Regions from separate parts of the Homo sapiens genome. Here region 1 is linked to region 2. A link is an interaction called in ENCODE POLR2A ChIA-PET data of the cell type or tissue named here. Cell type or tissue: PC-3. All regions are shown on one strand.

What was found. ChIA-PET counts read pairs that join two places held together with the same protein. Peaks named below come from ENCODE experiments on the same cell type or tissue, not always from the same donor. Only the 100,000 strongest peaks of a DNase experiment are listed, where the experiment ranks them.
Region 1: POLR2A ChIA-PET joins it to region 2 with 11 read pairs; 3 of 35 experiments call an interaction of 5 or more read pairs at or near these places.

The regions. Positions count from the first base shown.
Region 1 is chr18:3,391,903-3,394,402 of GRCh38, reverse strand. No RefSeq gene overlaps it. Among named protein-coding and RNA genes, the nearest start is that of LINC01895, 43 kb to the right of the region's middle. In PC-3, no CTCF peak of the experiment used is centred here; no DNase peak of the experiment used is centred here.
Region 2 is chr18:3,513,663-3,516,162 of GRCh38, reverse strand. The region is part of intron 10 of DLGAP1 (DLG associated protein 1); the gene reads left to right. Among named protein-coding and RNA genes, the nearest start is that of GAPLINC, 49 kb to the right of the region's middle. In PC-3, no CTCF peak of the experiment used is centred here; DNase peaks (open chromatin) are centred at 1,152 and 1,482; H3K27ac peaks cover 701 bases.

The DNA of each region.
Region 1 (2,500 bases), 120 kb after region 2:
CCTCACATAGCTACCATTTGTGTGGTGTGATGAGAACATTTAAGATCCACTCTCTTTGCAAATTTCAAGTAGACAATACAGTATTGTCAACCATAGTCAGCAGACTGTACATTAGATCTCCAGAACTTACTCATTTTCTAAGTGAAACTTCACACCTCTTGACCAATATCTCCCATTTTTCCCACTCCCCAGCCCCCGGTAACCACTGTTCTACTTCCCCGGCTCCTAGGAGCTTGACTCTGTTAGATTCCTCATGTAAAGGAGATCATGGGACATTTCTGTGTCTGGCCTACTCTACTTAGCATAATATCCTCCAGATTGTCACAAACGACGGGATTTCTTTCCTTCTTAAAAGTATATATGTGTTTCCAGTACACATATATACCACATTTTCTTCATCCATTTATTCATCCACATTTGTATAGGTTGTTTCTGTATCTTGGCTATTGTGACTTATGCTGCAATAAACATGGGAGTGCAGATATCTCTGCGAAACTGCTTTCATTTCATTCAAATTCTGCCACTTGATCTTGAGGAATCAACATAACTCCTTAAACCTCTGTTCTCAGCTGGGCGCAGTGGCTCACACCTGTAATCCCAGCACTTTGGGAGGCGGAGGCGGGTGGATCACCTGAGGTCTGGAGTTAGAGGCCAGCCTGACGAACATGGAGAAACCCCATCTCTACTAAAAATACAGAATTACCGGGTGTGGTGGTGAATGCCTGTAATCCCAGCTACTCGGGATGCTGAGGCAGGAGAATGTCCTGAACCCGGGAGGTGGAGGTTGCAGTGAGCCGAGATTGCGCCATTGCACTCCAGCCTGGGCAACAAGAGCGAAACTCTGTCAAAAAACAAACAAACAAACAAACAAATGAAAAACAAAACCTGTGTTCTCGTCTGTAGAAGATTAGAGATAGTGTATATAAAATGTATATAACACAACAGGACCTCAATAAATGGTGGCTATATTACACATAAAAGTATTTTTTAAAAAAGAAAAGAAATACTGTGAAATCTTCTAAAAGCATCATTTATAATAAAGAATGGAGTGCACGGAGGAAGTAAAAGATTTATACAACACAAAAGCAAGGTTTCAAGCTCTTAAGACATAGTCTGTTTTAATCACCCATGTTTATACTCAGTACTTAGCTTAGTGCCTAGCAAATCTTCAAGTGCTCAACACGTATGTATTGCTTTCAATGAATAGCTTCAAGGCAAGATTTTTCTTTGACTCAGGTATCTAGCTGATTGGGCATTCTTACCCATGGAATTGCTCTGTCGTAATTCACTGAGCCCCTCGTATGTGAAACCACTGCAGCAACCCCAATTTCTCTCTGAAAGATTGGCATTTATGAGGTCATTTTCCCTTCAGTCTTTTCCCCCATTCTTATTTATTCCACCATATTTCACAGGCAAGCAAAACAAAACCAAACATAAGACCTTTCATAAAAGTAACTTCCCACCGTTAACTCCTCTCCCTGAAATCTACTGGGAAGACAGAAGAAGAAAAAAAGAATCACAAGAGAGATGAAAATGCAAGCCCATGCAAGTTCCCCAAATCTTTAACAGGATATATATATATATATATATATGTGAAAGGCTCTGAAAGGCCCTGAAAATAACTCTTAACTAGAGGCAGGATGATCCAGGGGAAGGAAAGAGAATACAGCTAGGGCACATTTCCATACCAAAGAGTGTGAGGTGTGGTAGACATCTGTTGCTTTTGTCCTCTCAACAAAACACTCCTCTTTACACTGGAGAATTGGTCTTCACAGATCCCATATGATTCCCATGGGCCTGGCTATGGGGTGGGTATACAATCCACCCCCGTCCAACCACACCACCCCAGCCGTGTTTACACAATACAATTGGGCATTGACCCAATCAAGTCCAGTTATATTTCTTTCAAGAAATTTAATATAGGAAATACTGGGAAAGGGAGGGAGTGTCTCGCTTTCATACCATGAATTGTAAGTTTATACACAGGATTGGGACTACCAGCAGCCATCTCTCCTGCCACATGTAATGAACATATTTGTGTCAGGACAGAGTGAGGCCAAATGCAAAAAGAGGCAGAGACAAACATAACCTGAGAGGAAGAGTGGGAAATAGAAGCTTGATGACGTCATTTGAACCCCTGAATGCACCTGTAACTAAAGCCTTCAGTTGAGCAGATTGTAAGGGTAGAAGTGAGTTCTAAGTTCCCCAAGCCCACCCCACTCCCAACTCCAGGCTTGCTAAGTTGGTAAGAAGGTTTTAAGGAAAGAGAGAAGTTACTCTGCACCCACATGGGGGTAGAATTTGGGACTGGGGCCACCGTCTATGAGAGAGGAAACAAGGAACAGAAGGTCACAAACCCTCAAAGCTTAAGGACGCTGGTGTTAGTTGCTTTCTTGGGAAAACCAATTTAAAAAAAAGGTATGTGTTTTATAGCTGTGGGAATATGAAGAGAAACAGAGACAGGATTTAGTTGACATTGTGAGGTCTATGGTTTTTATAG
Region 2 (2,500 bases):
CATGGGAAAAGGTCAAAATATCAACATTAGCAGGAGTTTAGAGGTTGATTCCAACCTTCGTGGATGACTGAGGGGTTCAAGACTTCAGTGGAGGAAGAAACTGCAGATGTGGTAAAAAGTGCAAGAGAACTAGAATGCGAAGTGAAGCCTGTAAATGTGACTGAATTGCTATAATTTCATGATCAAACTTGAACAGAGGAGTAGTTACTTCTTATGGATGAGCCAAGAAAGTAGTTTCTTGAGATGGAATCTACTCTTGGTGAAGATGCTGCGAACACTGTTGAAATGACCACAAAGGCTTTAGAATATTACATCAACTTAGTTGATAATATAGTGGTAAGCTTCGAGAGGATTTTGACTCCCTTTTTTTTTTTTTTTTTTTTTTGAGACAGGGTCTCCTCTGTTGCCCAGATTGGAGTGCGGTGGCACAATCACGGCTCACTGCAGACTCAACTTCCCAGGCTCAGGTGATCCTCCCAACTCAGCCTCCTGAGTAGCTGGGACTTCAGGGATGTGCCACCAGGCCGACTAATTTTTCGTATTTTTAGTAGAGATGGGGTTTTGCCATGTTGCCTAGGCTGGTCTCGAACTCCTGGGCTCAAGCAATCCTCCTATCTTGGCCTCCCAAAGTGCTGGGATTACAGGCGTGAGCCACCACGCCCAGCCTTGACTCCAATTTTTTTTTTTTTTTTTTGAGATGGAATCTCGCTCTGTTGCCCAGGCTGGAGTGCAGTGGCATGATCTTGGCTCACTCAAGCTCCGCCTCCTGGGTTCAAGCCATTCTCCTGCCTCAGCCTCCTGAGTAGCTGGGTCTACAGTGCCCGCCACCACGCCTGGCTAATTTTTTCTATTTTTTAGCAGAGACGGGGTTTCACCGTGTTAGCCAGGATGGGCTCGATCTCCTGACCTCGTGATCCACCCACCTTGGCCTCCCAAAGTGCTGGGATTACAGGCGTGAGCCACCGCGCCCGGCCCCTTGACTCCAATTTTGAAAAAAGTTTTACTGTGGGTAAAATGCTGTCAAACAAATATTGCACGCAACAGAGAAACCTTTCATGAAAGGAAAAGTCAATTGATGTGGCAAACTTCATTGTTGTCTTATTTTTAAAATTGTCACAGCCAGCCGGGGCAGTGACTCATGCCTGTAATGTCAGCAGTTTGGGAGTCCAAGATGAGTGGATCGCTTGAGGCCAGAAGCTTGAGACCAGCCTGGGCAACATAGCGAGATCCTGTCTCTACAAAAAATACAAAGTGAAAAAAAAATTTATTTTAAAAAGAGACATTGCCACAGCCACCCCTACCTTTAGCAACTACCACCTTGATCACAGCAGCCATCCACATCGAGGCAAGACCCTCCCTCCGCAAGAAGATTATGACTTGCTGATGGCTCAGATTACCATTAGCATTTTTTAGCAATAAAGTATTAGGTACTTTTTTGTGACATTATGCTATGACACACTTAACAGACTACAGTATAGTGTAAACATAACTTTTATATGCACTGGGAAACAAAAAATTCATGTGACTCACTTTATTGTGATATTCATTTATTGTAGTGGTCTGGAACTAAACCCACAATATGTCTGAGGCATGCCTGTATTGCCCAGAGAGAAAGTTAGACTAAAATGAAACATACTAGGTGAATTATAGTGTAGGTGGCAGAAAAATGTGACGAGTTCTATGTAGCATATCTACCGTAGTAACCTTCACCACGGGGAGCCAGTCAGAGGTAATCCATTGCAGGGGTGTCTGTCGTATCCAGGCTTCAGGGAACCTACTTTGAGGGTATAAGAAATATGTCTATTCTTCTCTGTTTCTGAGGCCTTAAAGTAAGGTCTGATGATCGTGGAGTTAGGTGTAGCATCATGTAAGAATTAGAAGCAGTCAGAGAGGCAGGGCACAGTGGCTCATGCCTGTAATCCCAGCTACTCGGGAGGCTGAGGCAGGAGAATCACTTGAACTCGGGAGTTGGAGGTTGCAGTGAGCCGAGATCGTGCCACTGCACTCCAGCCTGGGTGACAGAGTGAGACTCTTGTCTCAAAAAAAAAAAAAAGAAGCAGTCAGAGAAATGAGCACGTCTGCCTTTTTAGTTCTAGAGACCTAACTCCTCTTGAAATAGGAAAGGATGCATATGCTAATTATGCTTAAGGATTTGTAATCCTGATTTTAACTCAGCAAAAAGATCACCAGCACACTGAAACTCCTTGCAGCTTTGCCATAGACCCACTGGGAGGGTTAAAGGAAAGTGTTTTTTCTCTTCATCCTTGTGCCTCTTATACTACCTCCTTTTCTCAAAATAACAACCTATCCCACAGAGGTCAGTGGGAAAGAGGAGGTATGCTCTCTTCTAAATGGCTGGGTCTTTGAATGTAGTCAGGAGATTTCAAATCATAGATTGCATAAAAGACTCCCCTTTCCCACAGCCAACATAGTTGTTCTCTGCTTCTCATTATGACACATAATCTGTAAAAGAAAAAAAGAGCTTGAAACACCCACCATC